2 separate regions of the Homo sapiens genome follow, and region 2 is linked to region 1. Evidence: read pairs that join two places in POLR2A ChIA-PET (ENCODE). Cell type or tissue: K562. All regions are shown on one strand. Links, peaks and the distances in the headings refer to the core of each region. The heading gives the core; the rest is flanking DNA.

The links. ChIA-PET counts read pairs that join two places held together with the same protein. Peaks named below come from ENCODE experiments on the same cell type or tissue, not always from the same donor. Only the 100,000 strongest peaks of a DNase experiment are listed, where the experiment ranks them.
Region 2: POLR2A ChIA-PET joins it to region 1 with 5 read pairs; 1 of 35 experiments calls an interaction of 5 or more read pairs at or near these places.

The regions. Positions count from the first base shown.
Region 1 is chr19:3,666,695-3,674,617 of GRCh38, reverse strand. It overlaps PIP5K1C (phosphatidylinositol-4-phosphate 5-kinase type 1 gamma), which reads left to right. Exons shown (of 18, transcript NM_012398.3): 2 at 7,265-7,296. Among named protein-coding and RNA genes, the nearest start is that of PIP5K1C, 30 kb to the left of the region's middle. RefSeq lists enhancers at 58-851, 1,788-2,463. In K562, for the core only: CTCF peaks have their summits at 1,408 (motif pointing right) and 2,660; DNase peaks (open chromatin) are centred at 2,777, 3,387, 3,727, 4,287 and 1 weaker place; H3K4me3 peaks cover 2,041 bases.
Region 2 is chr19:4,800,498-4,808,420 of GRCh38, reverse strand. It overlaps FEM1A (fem-1 homolog A), which reads right to left. Exons shown (of 1, transcript NM_018708.3): 1 at 7,148-7,923. Among named protein-coding and RNA genes, the nearest start is that of FEM1A, 13 kb to the right of the region's middle. RefSeq lists a silencer at 3,926-4,087. In K562, for the core only: a CTCF peak has its summit at 4,331 (motif pointing right); a DNase peak (open chromatin) is centred at 4,340.

The DNA of each region.
Region 1 (7,923 bases), core at 1,314-5,313:
GGCAGGAGAATCGCTTGAACCCGGGAGGCGGAGGCTGTAGTGAGCCGAGATCTGCAGCTACTCGGGGGAGGCTGAGGCAGGAGAATCGCTTGAACCCGGGAGGCGGAGGCTGTAGTGAGCCGAGATCTGCAGCTACTCGGGGGAGGCTGAGGCAGGAGAATCGCTTGAACCCGAGTGGCGGAGGCTGTAGTGAGCCAAGATCTGCAGCTACTCGGGGGAGGCTGAGACAGGAGAATCACTTAAACCCAAGAGGCAGAGGTTGTAGTGAGCCGAGATCTGTTTCAGTCAGCTATTGTATAACAAACCACCCCCAGACAGAAGCTTCAAACAACTGTGTATTTGCTTGCGATTCTGTTATTTGGGTTGGGTTCAGTTGGGTGGTTCTTCTGTAGGTCATACCTGGGGTTAGTTCCATGGCTGTGGTCGGCAGTGGCAGGAAATTCAAGCTCGTCCTACACTTGCCTGTCCAACCCTCAGCCAGGATGGCAGGAACAGCTGGGGCCGCCCGGTCTTTTTGCAGGGAGCTGGCCTCTGAGTGTCGTGGCCCAGGTTCCCAGAGGCACAGTGAGAAGTGCCAGCCTTCCTCACGCCCACACCATCCCTTGCATCACATTCTGTTGGTCAGAGCAAGTCACACTACTGCCAAGCGTCGCAGCCATCTGTGGACAGCCACAGAAGGCCTTTCTGCAGTTTAGCAGGAGAAGATTCTTGCACGGCCTACCCTTGTCCGCCGGGTCCTGGTCTGAGCCTCACCAGAGCTGAGGGTCGGCCCTGCCGCCTCCGGGTCCCCACCCCAGCCTGTGTCGTGGAGTGCCGCTGCCCAGCCTGGCCGTCCTGGCAGGTCCTCAGAGGGGCCTGTGGTCCCCATGGTCGGAGGCCTGCACGGCGGGAGGCCAGAGGATGGGTTGTTCCAGCGAATGAGGGAGGTGACCGTGAGCTCTGGCCCGGGGTTGCTTCCTGCTTGTGGGATCGCAGGACCCCGTGCCTGGGCCGTCCTCACACACCCGGGTTGCTGTGTCACGGCGAGCCTGCACCTGTCCTGGGGTGCCCAGCAGTTGCCCTCTGGGCAGCGGCCCCACCCAGGGGTGCAGGCCCCCTGTGCTACTCTGACACACCTGGGTCCCACTGCCGCCCCTTTCTCACTGGCCTTCCCTTGCTGCCCTCAGAGCTTTGCCAGAGTCTGTGAGCAGGTGACAGAGCAGGCCTGGGACCCCTGTTGTGGGGATGACAACAGCCATGTATCAGGTGGTGCCGTGTGCCGGGCAGTGAGGAGGGGATCGTTTGGTGCAGGTTGGCTGGAGGAGGCCTCTGAGGGGTGATGTTCAAGCCAGGTCTGGGGTGAAACAGGAACAAACCGTGAGGGAATCTTGGGACTGGCAGGCCAGGCAGAGGCACCGCTCGTGCAAAGGCCATGACACAGGGTGGCGCTGGCGTGCTGGAGGGACAGCGAGGGCCCGTGTGGCTGGAGCAGAGGGAGGAGCAGAGGGCAGGGAGGGGGCCACACAGGGTCTGGTGGGGTGACAGGGCCTGGTCTTCACCCTGCAGGGTTGCAGTGAGGCCTGGGGAGACCCTTGTCTGCGGTGGGGGCGGGGTGGGTGGGCCCCCTTTCGCAGAATCCCTCCCCTGCCGTGGGCTCTCCCCGGCCCCCCAGTCCCCAGCCCCCCAGTCCCCAGCTTCATCATCCTGGGCCTTCCAGGGCCCTGCCCACTCTCCCCCCGCCCCCACCGCCTCCAGGGCTGGGGCTTTCTCCTCCCAGCCATGGGGGTCTGGACCTTGGTTCTACAGGGATGAGGCCACCACTGTTCCTGTCCTGCCTGCTGTCACAGTGCCCTGCAGGTGCCCACAGGGGCTGAGGCACCTTCCACCCACCCTCGAGCTTGCCTCGCTGGGCCCTCTGCCCCACGGCGCCCTGTCGGTGAGCCCAGAATGTGCCCTGTTTCCTCTCACTGTGATGCCTCCCTCCCTCTGGCCACCTGTCCAGACCTCTCCGTCCCCATTCTTACTTTGGGTCTCACTGCAGAGCCAGCCTGACAATCTGCCTCCTCCCCCAGTTTAGTCATTCCCTGCCTCAGTGTCCATGTCAGACAGATGTGGAGAGGAAGCTCTGGCGGAGGCCTGTTGTGCAGAGAAAAGAGGAACGGGTATCTGTCAGTCCATGGGTCAGTCAACAAACACGCCCATGCTGTCAGCCCAGGGCAGGCCCCGTCCTGAGGGAGCCCCCAGGCTCAGCAGGAGGGACCAGGCTGGTCTGCAGGATGGGGCGGTGTCAGTGGGGTGGCAAAGGTGGCTGGTGTGGGACACAGTGTCCAGGGAGCACTGGCAGGGCCAGGGCGGAGACCAGGCGCAGGCCAGGGAACAGCTGGGTGCAGAGGCGGCCATGTGGCCCCGTGGAGAATGGCAGTGCCTCTAGGGCTCGAGCTGGCTTCAGCCGCACTTTATAGAGAGAGACTGAGGCTCAGAGAGAAGCCCTGGGCACACAGGGAGGTGGGGTGGCCGATGAGGTCACCGTGCAGCCAGCGATCAGAGCCGTGCACCGCAGGCCCGGGTCGCCACCACGTCCTGTGATGGGGCCAGGAGAGAGGGGCCCCAGCGGCAGAGCCCCCGCCTCGGGCCTGGCCAGCGGAAACTGCTCAGAGGGGCCACCTCCCGGCTCCGCAGCGCGGCTCGCCTTTCCTCCCCCGACTATTTTTAAAACCTAATTTCCTCGAAAACGGGGTGGCTCATTCAGCAGATAATTAGTCACGTCTCAGGCTGAGCAGAGCTCACCGTCATGACAGCCCCCTATGGGGGTCACGGCAGGCTCTGTGCCCTGAGCGGGCCTCATGGGGAGCGAGGATTGAGTGAAGATGGCGCTCACCTGCCCCCACCCCCTGGGCAGGCGGTGGCAGCAAGGCTGTGCTTTCTCCCCGTCCCCTCTCCTCCACAGGACACTCGGCTCTGGTCTCCCCTTGCTGCCCGTTCCTGCCTGCCCTGGGAGCCCCACATTTTCCCTGGGGTCCCCCAACCGAGTGCCTCCCCTCTCCGTCCTGCTCCACCTCCACCTCAGTGCTTCGGCCCCGGCCAGTCCCTTAACCCTACAGGCCCCCAGTGCAGGGACGTTCCCAGCAGGGCCCGAGCCGCCTGCCCCTCTCCTCTCCTCTCCCCGTTAGCCAGCTCAGGTGAGTCGGGCAGGTGAAGACGTGGAACCACAGAGGGAAACTGAGGCAGGGGGCCTACACCCAACACGGGTGACCCCGAGGTGCCTGGTGAGGTCAGCAGAGCTGGGTCTGGAGGGCCTCACTGCATCCACTGGGTCCCGGGGCCGTAGGGAGCCTGGGAGAGTCCGGGCAGGGGTGGACCCAAGCGCTGTGACCTCTCAGCATCGGGGCCACTGAGGAAAACAGCTGAGTCACCCAAGTGGGTGTGGGGGGGCCCCAGAGGGGTGGTTTCGCGAGTAGAGTCAGGACTGTGGGCAGGGAGGCCCCAGACAGGCCGAGCAGGGGGACGCCCGGGCCCCCGATGAGGTCTGGAACGTCCCGCCCCGGCCCACCGCTGGCTTCCTGCCCTCTCTTCTTTTCCTTCCCCCACACCCTGGACGTAAAACCGTGAATTGTTCTGCTCCCGGGCCGCCAACCCAAACATCACGTCAGCGTCCAGCACCTTCCGCCCCGCCGCGGCCCAGAGCAGGCCCTTTGTGGCCTGTCAGAGACCTGGGGGCGACTGGCCCTGTCCTCTGGAAGGACAGAGAAGCAGCCCGTCTTTCCCTTCACCGTGGCAGCCGGAATCCTGAGTCACCCCACTCCCTCCGTCCCCGTCCCCGCCCCTGCAGTGAGCACCATGGGTCTGTCCCCCAGATCCCTCCAGGGCCCACCCGCTGCCCACCCAGCCCTGCAGGGCATCCAGGTGGCCCGAGGGGAGGACCCTTCAGCTGTTCTTGCTGCCTTGAGAAGTACGCCCCCTCCCACCCAGGGCTGGGGTCCTCACTGGAGGGCTCCGTGTGAGGTCCTGGGCTGCCCAGACAAAGTCCCCGGGACTGGGGGGCTTGGAGCAGCAGGCCTTGAACAGGCGTTTGTTCTGGCTCAGCTCTGGAGGCCAGGAGCCTGAGGTCCAGGAGTGGGCAGGGCTCTGCCCTCCCGACCGACCTCGGAGAAGCTCCACACCCCTCTGCTCCTGGTGCCTCCGGGCATCCTTGGCGTTTCAGGGCCTGGAGGAGTGGTGCCCTCCCCGCCTCCACCCCACACGGCATCTTGGCCTCCCTGAGCGGCTTCTCTTATAAGGACAGCGGTGGATCCAGGGCCCACCCCACTCCGGCATGACCTCATCTTACCCAATGACATCAGCAAAGACTCTCTTTCCAAATACGGTTGCAGGCTGAGGTTCTTGGAAGGACGTGAATGTCGGAGGGACACCGTCCAACCCCGCACCCTCAGGCAGGCGTGGGGACTGACCACGACTGCAGGGGCCCACCAGCGTCTCGAATGCGGCCCCCTCCCCACCTGCCGCCTGCAGAGGCTCCTGACCCCAGCCCCCTCCCCACCTGCCGCCTGCCCCAGGTTCCTGACCGCAGTCCCCTCCCCACCTGCCGCCTGCAGAGGCTTCTGGCCCCAGCCCCCTCCATACCTGCTGCCTGCCCCGAGGCTCCTGACCCCAGGCCCCTCCCCGGCCTGCCCCTGCCCCGAGGCTCCTGACCCCAGCAAAGTTTTCCACCTCGTGCCTTCGTCTTGTCTCCGGCAGTTCTGACCCGGCAGCAGAGCAAAGCTATGGGCTGCTCCACCAAGTCGCATTCAGTTGCCTTCAGTGCCCGCGGTGGACGTGTTTTCAGACGGCAGGGCGGTCACCGGGGTGCAGCCTCTGGATGGGACACACGTGGGTCTCCCGTGCACCCACCGAGAGCAGCACAGTGCCCATGGGGGCCGAGGGGCGCTGGCAGGGCTGATAGGGTGGGGCATCGCCGACCCAGGCCCAGGTTTGACTTTCCTTCTCCTTCTGTGTGACCTCGGGTGGGTTCACCCCTCCCTCTGAGCATCTCTTTCCGCGTCATAAAACAGAAGGGCTCCCGCCTTCTCTGCACTCTTTGCTGGCTTTGTAAGGCCTTGGTCCAGAAAGACTTTTTGTCTCTCGGGGAAATTCTCCTCTGTCCCCTCTCCCGAGTCCACACCCAGCCGGGTCCCCACCCCTGACGGCCCCCGTCTGCACCGCGGACTCCGCACCCACCTCCTCACCTGTCTGCACCTCCCTGAACCTCGCCCAGTTGGCCCCTCACATGTCCTGGCCTCCCCTGCTCACCTCAGCCGGCCTGGAAGCCAGGGCCAGACCAGTTCCAACGCACTGCTGCCCAGCCCAGAGCAGGGAGGCAGCCAGAGGGCCGAGCCCTACGGAGCAGGGCACCTGCCGCACCCTCCTGCACACACTCCGGCGCAGCCTGAGTGTCTCCACGGGCTCATAATAATCCCCTTTGAGGGCCTGCCCCAGCACCCCCAGCTGCCAGACCTCAGCCAGCCCTCCCTTCCCCAACCCTCAGCCTCTTCCTCTAGGAAGGGGGAATGGAGTGAGAAGATGCTGGCAGAGCTGGGGTGGAGTCAGCCCTGACCCACAGCCCCTGTGATTGAAAAGAAGCATTTGTCTCCATGCCCCTGGGCCCTGGGTGGTGCCAGCATCGGAATCCAACAGGGAGGCACTCCCCTTCGGTACCCGCCTCTGCATGAGCCTGGAGGACGCTGCTGTTATCCGTGCAGCGTGGCTGCCTCAGCCACCTTGTGACCTTTGTGCTGCCGTTCCCTCCGCCTGGAACTCCCTCCGGCTCCCACGGCATCCTTGTTCGGCACTGAGCTCAGACAGGACCAGCCCAGGGAAGCCCCCCCTTGCTGATCCGCACCCCGCCTGTCACCCCACATCAAACACCCAGCCCTGCGCCCACCCCTGTTGACCGTGAGCCCCTTGAGGGCGAGACCAGGTCTTCCCCAGGCCTGCATGGTGGACGCCAGCACGTGCGATCCCTGCAGTCGCTGACATCGCTTCCCACCTCAGGGCTCCGAGGCCAGGAGTCCAGCCCCAGAACGGGGCCTCACCAGGCTAAAGTCAAGCTGTGGGCAGGGCTGGGCCCAGCACAAGCTGCAGAGGAGAATCCGTTTCCCCCTTTTCCCAGCATCTAGAGGCGCCCGCATCTGTCGGCTCAGGTCCCTTCCTCCCTCTTCACAGCCACAGCGCAGCCTCTTCCAGTCTCTGTCTGACTCACCCTCTCGCCCCCGCTCGTGAGGACCCTGTGAGGACATCGGGCTCCCAGGTCCCCCAGGATCATCTCCCGTCGGTCTCAGGGCCTGTAATCACAGCTGTAGAGTCTGTTCCCGTTCTCCAGATGAGGACCCCAGGGCCCTGCTGCTGGGAGCCAGGGCTGGGGATGTGGTCCTGGGTCCTAGGAGCTGAGTCTCGCCTGCTCCCCTCGTCCCAGCCTCCTTGCATGGAGGAAGGTGCTCCCGGCTCAGCCCAGGCCTGGGCTCGTTGGCTCAATCCTGCAGGCCTCTGTTGTCCTCTCTGGAGCTGCGGCCCAGGCCCTGCTGCGCTGACCGGAGGCTGCGGGCCCAGGAGCCAGGGCAGGGCTGGGGGTCCCCTCGCAGCCTCTCTTACCCTTCCACAAACCTCACTCTGGAGAGGGGCAGGGAGGGCGGCAGCCCTGGGGACCCCTGGCCAGTTCCCACTGACCGCAGCTGCCCAGGTGCTGGGCGCTCCCTGCAACTCCAGCCTGCCCTCGCCCCAGCGGGGGCCTGCCCCCCCTCACTCCCCACGCTGGCACCTGATTTCCCCATGCCCGAGCCTCTCCTGGCGCCTGCCTCCGAGGAAGCGGGGCTTGGTCAGTTCAGACCTGCTCAGTTGTTGACTGCCCAGAACCTCATGTCTGGGTGTGAAGGGGGTCAGAGCCGGGGGAGGTTTGCTCCCTATTTCCCCTCCCCTCCTCCAGGCAGGTCCAAGCCCCAGGCCCTCCGTGGTGGGTGCCAAGCCTAGGCGTCACCAGCTGCCCATCTCCCTGAGGCTGCAAAGCCTCTCCCCTGCTCTAGGCCCCAGTGGCTGCCAACCAGGGTGACCATGGCAGGCCCCAGTGGCCCCCACCCTCATCACATCCTCCCAGCGCACTCAGTCCATGTCTTCACTTGTGTGTAGCCTTGAGACCAGCCCCACGCGGAGTTACACACGCCAGGCCTGGGGCGCCAGAAGGTGGGCCGGGGGCTGGGCCCAGGACTCCCAGAGGTCACCGGTTTCCTGTCTGATACCCAGCTTGTCTCTTCTGCAGGTTTGGCTCAGAAGAAGGCGGCCCCAACAGAGGTGAGTGTCTGGAGCGGACGAAGGGCCTGGGGTCCCCACCCTGACCTGCTGCCTCCCTACTCGCGGAGAAGCTGTGTGGCCTGGGGCAGCTCACTACACCTCTCTGGGCCCCAAATGCCGTCCAGTGTCCACAAGCAGGATGAACGTGAGGTCTACACCAACTGCGTCTTGAGAGGTCGGGGTGAAATTCCGTGATGGAGGAGGGGGCCCTGCATCTGAGGGGCCACACCCTCAGTGGCAGGGGTGCCTGGTCAGGGCTGCAGGGGCAGGAAGGGCTTCTCTGGGTTCCAGGCCACGTGGAGCCTGGATTCTGGGGGGTGGGCGGTGGGGAGAGAGCAGCTCTCGCCGGGGGACTGGGGGCAGGAATGGAAGACCTGGCTGGAGGGTTAGACGCTGCCCAGAGGGCGATGCCCGAGGCTACCAGCTGCACCCACGCCCTCAGTGTCTGTGAGCCACACAGGCGTAGTGCACAGTGAGGCTGTGTGCAGCCTATGTGTGCATGTTTGCCTGCGTGCGTGTGTGCACGTTTGTGTGTGTGCATGTTTGCCTGCGTGCGTGTGTGCACGTTTGTGTGTGTGCATGTTTGCCTGCGTGCGTGTGTGCATCTATTTTTGCTTGTGTGGATGT
Region 2 (7,923 bases), core at 2,282-6,281, 1.1 Mb before region 1:
GCACTGGAACCATCAGCTGACACTGCCCACTGCCTCCCCCCAGCCCCGGCACCCATGCATCCCCTTCCTGTTTCTGTGGATGAGCCTGTCCTGAACATTTCACAGAAATTGGATCACGTGGCCGGGCGCGGTGTCTCACACCTGTAATCCCAGCACTTTCGGAGGCCAAGGCAGGTGGATCACAAGGTCAGGAAATCGAGACCATCCTGGCTAACACGGTGAAACCCCGTCTCTACTAAAAATATAAAAAAATTAGCCGGGCGTGGTGGCGGGCGCCTGTAATCCCAGCTACTCGGGAGGCTGAGGCAGGAGAATGGCGTGAACCTGGGAGGCAGAGCTTGCAGTGAGCCGAGATCACGCCACTGCACTCCAGCCTGGGCAACAGAGCGAGACTCCATCTCAGAAAAAAAAAAAAAGAAAGAAATTGGATCACACACTGTGTGGCCTTTTGTGTCTGCCTTCTCTCACTGAGCAAAACATGAATATGTTTTCTGATGCCCATCCTATTTTTTGAGACAGGGTCTCATTCTGTTACCCAGCCTGCAGTGCAGTGGCAAGATCATGGTTCACTGTAGCCTTGAACTCCTGGGCTCAAGCGATCCTCCCGCCTCAGCTTCCCAGGTAGCGGGGACTACAGGCAGGCACCACCACACCCGGCTAACTTTTGTATTTTTTTGTAAAGACAAGAATCTCACTATGTTACCCAGGCTGATCTCAAACTCCTGGGTTCAAGCGATCCTACTGCCTTGGCCTCCCAAAGTACTGGGATTACAGGCGTGAGCCACTGCACCCGGCCCTTAGTTTCTTCTAGAAGCATCTGTTGCCCTCCTGGGCTTGGCATGATGCTGAGCCTTTGCCAGGGGTCACCCTGCTGCTCAAGCTAGAGACTGCATGACCCAGACCCTGCGGGCTCCCTCCAGGAACTGAAAGAGGAAGTTTCTGAGGCTGCACAGCCAGGACCCGCTTGGCCCCTCTGGCCATGAAAATAAAGGGCCCTTCTGGAAGGCAGGGGCCAGGGTGCAGCTTCACTTCCTACAGGCTTTGCACCAGAACAGAATTTCCAGAAGTTCCCCCAGGATCCTCTTCCTGTCCTGTCCTTCCTGTGAAACTATTACCATCCACCACCCACCCCAGCCGCATGTCCCAGAAATTGCTCTGCTCAGCCAGGCGCGGTGGCTGACGTCTGTAATCCCAGCACTTTGGGAGGCTGAGGCTGGTGGATGACTTGAGCCCAGGAGTTCGAAACCAGCCTGGCCAACATGGTGAAACCCCGTCTCCACAAAAATTACAACAAATAGCTGAGCGTGGTGGCACACGCCTGTAATCCCAGCTACTTGAGAGGCTGAGGCAGGAGAATCGCTTGAACCCGGGAGGCAGAGGTTGCAGTGAGCCGAGATCTCACCACTGCACTCCAGCCTGGGCGGCAGAACAAGACTCTGTCTGAAAATAAATAAATAAATAAATAAATAATAAAATAAAATTGGCCGGGCACTGTGGCTCACTCCTGTAATCCCAGCTACTAAGGAGGCTGAGGCAGAAGAATCGCTTGAACCTGGGAGGCAGAGGTTGGAGTGAGCCGAGATCTCACCATTACACTGCAGCCTGGGCGACAGAGCGAGATTCTGTCTCAAAAAAATACAATAAAATATAAAATAAAAAGAATAAAAAGAAACTGCTCTGCTCAAGGTCCTTGGTGATCTTGTGTTGTTAAATCCAGGGTCAGTTTTACATCTGCCTTGACCTCTGGCCTTTGTCACTCTGCTCCAGCCATGTGAGCCTTCCCGTTGTTCCTATAACATGTTGGGTGCGGTCCTGCCTCAGGGCCTTTGCACAGGCTGTGACTTCAGCCTGGAATGCCCTTCCCCCAGGTACCTACATGGCTCCCTCATCACTTGCTTCAGATCTTTGCTCAAACATCACCGTCTGGCTGAGCTGGTGGTGGGCACCTGTTGTCCCAGCTGCTCCAGAGGCTGAGGTGGGAGGGTCGTTTGAGCCCAGGAGTTCGAGGCTGCAGTGAGCTATGATCAATCACGCCACTGCACTCCAGCCTGGGCGACAGAGCGGGATGCTGTCTCTTGATTCCCTGTGGTATCAAAGGCCTCACCCTCTCCATGCGTGCTCCTCATTTAAAATTCATTCAAGGCTGGACATGGTGGCTCACGTCTGTCATCCCAGCACTTTGGGAAACCGAGGCAGGGGGATGCCTTGAGGTCAGGAGTTCAAGACCAACCTGGCCAACATGGTGAAACTCCATCTCTAACAAAAATACAAAAAATTAGCTGGGCCTGGTGGTACCTGTAAAAAAAAAAAATTAAAAAATTAAATAAAATTGGCCGGGCACTGTGGCTCACGCCTGTAATCCCAGCTACTCAGGAGGCTGAGGCAGGAGGATTGCTTGAACCTGGGAGGCAGAGGTTGCAGTGAGCCGAGATCATACCACCGCATTCCAGCCTGGGTGACAGAGCAAGACCCTGTCTCAAAAAAATAAAAATTAATATAATATAATATAATATAATATAATATAATATAATATAATTCATTCAAAACAGAACCCACCAGATCCCCTGAATAGGCTTCATCTTTCCACAGCACTTTGGAGTTTGAGACAAATACAATCAACTTATTCATGGCCCACATGTCTATGGTCTGCCTGTCCGTGGGCTTTATTGTGGGATCCCAAGGTATGGTCTATAGCAGATGCTCAATAAATGTTTGAATTTGAATTGATCCCCAAGTCTTTTTTTTTTTTTTTTTTTTTTGAGATGGAGTTTCACTCTTGTTGCCCAGGCTGGAGTGTAGTGGTGCTATCTCGGCTCACTGCAACCTCTGCCTCCCGGGTTCAAGTGATTCTCCTGCCTCAGCCTCCCAAGTAGCTGGGATTACAGGCACACGCCACCATGCCCAGCTAATTTTGTATTTTTAGTAGAGACAGTGTTTCACTGTGTTGGTCAGGCTGGTCTCGAGCTCCTGACCTCAAATGATCTACCCGCCTCGGCCTCCCAAAGTGCTGGGATGACAGGTGTGAGCCACCACACCCGGTGGATGCCCAAGTCTTTTTAAAAATTAATTAATTAATTAATTAATTTATTTATTTATTTATTTTTGAAACAAGGTCCCACTCTGTCACCCAGGCTGGAATGCAGTGGTCTGATCACAGCTCACTGCAGCCTCAACACTTCCAGGCCAAGCAATCCTCCCACCTCAGCCTCCTGCGTAGCTGGGACCACAGGTGCACACCATCACACCCAGGTAATTTTTGTAAAGATGGGGTTTTGCTGTGTTGCCCAGGCTGGTTTCAAACTCCTGGGTTCAAGTAATCTGTCCAGCTCAGCCTCAGGCTCGCAAAGTGCTGGGATTACAAACATGCACCACCATGCCCAGCTGCTTTTTTTTTTTTTTTGAGACAGGGTCTCACTGTTGCTCAGGCTGAAGTGCAGTGGTGCGATCACAGCTCACTGCGGCCTGGACCTCCCAGGCTCAAGCAATCCTCCCATCTCAGCCTCCTGAGTAACTGGGATTACAGGCATGTGCCACCACACGCAGCTAATTTTTTTGTATTTTCAGTAGAGACGGTATTTCACCATGTTGGCTAGGCTGGTCTCGAACTCCTGACCTCAAATGATTCACCTGCCTCATCTTCCCAAAGTGCTGGGAATACAGGCGTGAGCCACTGTGCCCGGCCCTACATTTTTTGTAGAGATGGAGTTTCACCATGTTGCCCAGGCTGGTCTCGAACTCCTGGGCTCAAGCAATCCTCCCGCCTTGGCCTTCCAGTGTTGGGACTGCAGGCATGAGCCTCTGCGCCTGGCCTCAAGTCAGTTTTTCCGTTTCTCGATTCCACGTTCGCTTCCTGCTAGCCGGTGTATTTTGTTCATTCCCCCCATTATCCGTTCATTCCCTCGTTGAGCAGTGTGTATTGAGCATCTACTGTATGCCTGGGATGGCTTCAGATCGAGTGAACGCTGTTTTCTGGGACGGATCCCGTTGCTGCCCTCATAGGGCTCACAGCTCCAAGGGGAGGCAGACACAGGAATGGGTGGTCTCGTGTGGGCTTGCCCTGGGTGTGATGGGGATGCAGAAGTAATAGGGGGTGGGGACCCGGGGACAGGGACCTGAACCCACCAGTAGTGCTCAGAGCTCTCTGCAGCCCCCAGGAAGGAAAGGGCACTCCAGGTGGAGGGCATGGCACAGGTAACAACCCTGAGGGGTAGGAGGGAGCGTGGACCCTCCGAGGGACCGAGGGGAGCCAGTGTGGCCCACCGTGGTGCAGGCCTTGTGTCCCCCAAGCCTGGAGGCAGGGGGCGCATGAACTATCTGTGGGGACCCAGAAGGTGCCGCAATGAGCCAACAGTGTCACCAGAGGGCACCATCGGACAGCGGTTCCAGCCTCTCCCGACCCCGGCTGAGGAGGGGACGGTCCCTCTTTCCCGGGCCTGCTCCAAAGAGAGAGCCCAAAGGGGGCTCCCTGAAAAGTGCCCAGTCCCCAGCCATGCCAACAGCCCCCTCGTCCCTCTGTAAATTGCAATAATAGGCCTGGTGCGGTGGCTCACGCCTGTAATCCCAGCAGTTTGGGAGGTCGAGGTGGGTGGATCACCTGAGGTCAGGAGTTCAAGACCAGCCTGGCCAACATGGTGAAACCCCATCTCAACTAAAAATACAAAAATTAGCCAGGCGTGGTGGCAGGCACCTGTAGTCCCAGCTATTCGGGAGGCTGAGGCAGGAGAATCACTTGAACCCGGGAGGTGGAGATTGCAGTGAGCCGAGATGTCACCACTGCACTCCAGCCTGGGTGACAGAGCAAGACTCCACCTCAAAAATAAATAAATAGGCCGGACATGGTGGCTCACGCCTGTAATTCCAGCACTTTGGGAGGCCGAGGCGGGCGGATCATGAGGTCAGGAGATCCAGACCACCCTGACTAACACGGTGAAAACCCGTCTCTACTAAAAACACAAAAAATCAGCCAGGTGTGGTGGCGGGTGCCTGTAGTCCCAGTTACTCGGGAGGCTGAGGCAGGAGAATGACTTGAACCCAGGAGGCAGAGGTTGCAGTGAGCTGAGATCGCGCCACTGCACTCCAGCCTGGGCAACAGAGCGAGACTCCGTCTCAAAAAATAAAAATAAAAATAAAAATAAATAAATAGATAAATAATACATTGCAACAATAATGACAGCCAAATACCTATCCCCATCGGCAGGTCACCAGGGCTTTCTTTGCCCCATTGTGCAGATGGAGAAACTGAGGCACAGAGAGGTAGTGTCGCTTTGCAAAGTCACACAATGAGACTGCAAGGCCGGGACTAGGATGAGCCAGAAAGGCCCCTCAGAGACAAATTAAAGCCAGAGTTAATCGTCAGGGGTGCGCAGGTGTGGGATCTTTGGAAATCACTGTCTAATGTTGTTTCCAGCCCAATTGGAGCCCAGAGGGGGCAGATGCCAGCCTGAGGCCACACAGCAGGCTCTTCTCCAGTCCCCTCCCCCAAGAGTGTCTCGCTGCAGCCCTGGGGTTTGCCTGGGCTCACAAATGCCATCCCCAAGTGCCCCTGGGCGGGGATCTTTTATTTTTAACCTGTTCACTGGCTGTGGCCTTATTATAGCCCTGGGAGGCTGCCACGGTTTCCAGTTTCCAAGGGAAGCTGCAAAACTTTTTATCTTCCCAGGAAAAGGAGTGTCTGGGCGCAGTGGCTCTTTCCTGTAATCCCCATATTTCGGGAGGCTGAGGTGGATCGCTTAAGCCCAGGAGTTTGGGACCAGCCTGGCCAACACAGTGAGACCCCTGTCTCTATTTTTATTTTTTATTATTTATTTATTTATTTTGAGACAAAGTGTTACTCTGTCGCCCAGGCTGGAGTGCAATGGCACGATCTTGGCTCACTGCAACCACTGCTTCCTGGGTTCAAGCGATTCTCGTGCCTCAGCCTCCCGAGTAGCTGGGATGACAGGCATGCACCACCACACCCAGCTAATTTTGTATTTTTAGTAGAGACGGGGTTTCGCCCATGTTGGCCAGGCTGGTCTTGAACTCCTGACCTGAAGTGATTCTCCCGCCTCGGCCTCCCAAAGTGCTGGGATTACAGGCGTGAGCCACCACACCTGGCCAAAATCAATGTATTTTCTTTTCTTTTTTCTTTTAAGAGATGGGGTCTTGCTATGTTGGCTAGTCTTGAACTCTGGGCCTTCAGTGATGATCTCATCTCACCTTCCTAAGTGGCTGGGATTATAGGCACATGCCATTGTGGCTGGCTCTTTAATATATTTTCTATTGCTTGAGCCAGTTAATATTTTTCTTTAAATAGGCTTTGAAAATCAACCTTTATTTTTTGGGAATTAGATCTTGGTGATGGTTGTACAGCCTTGTAAATGTACTAAAAGCCCCTGAATTATCCATGTTAAAATGGTGAATTTTATGTTTTGCAAATTATATCTACATTAAAAAATGTAAAAGCCATTAAAAATGTAAATGCTGACCAGGCGCAGTGGCTCACGCCTGTAATCCCAGCACTTTGGGAGGCTGAGGCGGGCGGATCATGAGGTCAGGAGCTCGAGACCATCCTGGCTAACATGATGAAACCCCGTCTCTACTAAAAATACAAAAATTAGCCGGGCGTGGTGGCGGGCGCCTGTAGTCCCAGCTACTCGGGAGGCTGAGGCAGGAGAATGGCGTGAACCTGGGAGGCGGAGCTTGCAGTGAGCGGAGATCGCACCACTGCACTCCAGCCTGGGCGACAGTGAGACTCCGTCTCAAAAAAAAAAAAAAATGTAAATGCCATTCAACTCGTATTTATTTATTTGTTTGTTTGTTTGTTTAGAGACGGTCTCTCTCTGTCACCCAGGCTGAAGTGCAATGGTGCAATCACAGCTCACTACAGCCTCCACCTCCTGGGCTCAAGCAATCCTCCCACCTCAGTCTCTTGAGCAGCTGGGATCACAGGTGCACACCACCACACCCAGCTAATTTTTATATATTTCTTGTAGAGATGAGGGGAGTGGGTCTCACTAAGTTGTCCAGGCTGGTCTCGAACTCCTGGGCTCAACCAACCCTCCCACCTCAGCCTCCCAAAATGCTGGGATTATAGGCATGAACCACTGTCCCTGGCTGTGGGGCTGCACCTTAGATAATCCAGGAAGACTTCATGGAGGAGATGACATTGGATCAAGATCATTGCTTTAATCGACATCAAATGATTAATAAGTTAATAATTCAAATTAATACATTTGAATTAATATCAATAATTAAATCATGTCTATTAACAGACATTCAAACACAAGCTTTAATAGGAGATATCAAGGCACAGGGTGGAGGGAGGGGGTTGCTCCAGGGAATTCTGAATGTCCCAGTTCATGCAGAAGTTCAAGGTGTCTTGTACAACCCACTGGGGAAACAGGATCTGGGACCGGTGCGGGCACATTCTCCTGGCCCAGCACAGGGGCGGTGCCACCCACATTCGGCCCGGGTCTTGCCTAATACATGTTTTGGTAAACACTCGGTCAGAGCACCCTCTGTTTTTTCCAGTCCCGAAGCTCCCCGCAGGAATCCACACCCCCGCCCCACCCCTCTCGGGACACGGATTCAATGTCCCTGGTGGGTCATCTGGCCTTTTCGGCCTGTGATGTGATTCGAGCGGTGCTATCTTTAACCTCGGGCAGGGGTGTTCTCCCCCGTCGACGTTGCTCAGATAACAGTCCTGCAATTCCATGGGGGCGGCGGCACCCGGGGTCTGGCAAAGCCATAGGGGCCTGCTTGTGTCCCCTGCTGCTGCCCCAAGTAGTCAGAGGAGGATGTGAATTCCCAACTCGTTCACTGTTCGCTTGCTCAGCCCATATTTACAGGCCACCTGGCGTGGGACAGACCCTGGCGTGGGTGCTGAGGACGCAGCAGTGACTGACACCCTCAAAGTGCTGGGGAGGGTCTAAGAAAGTCACT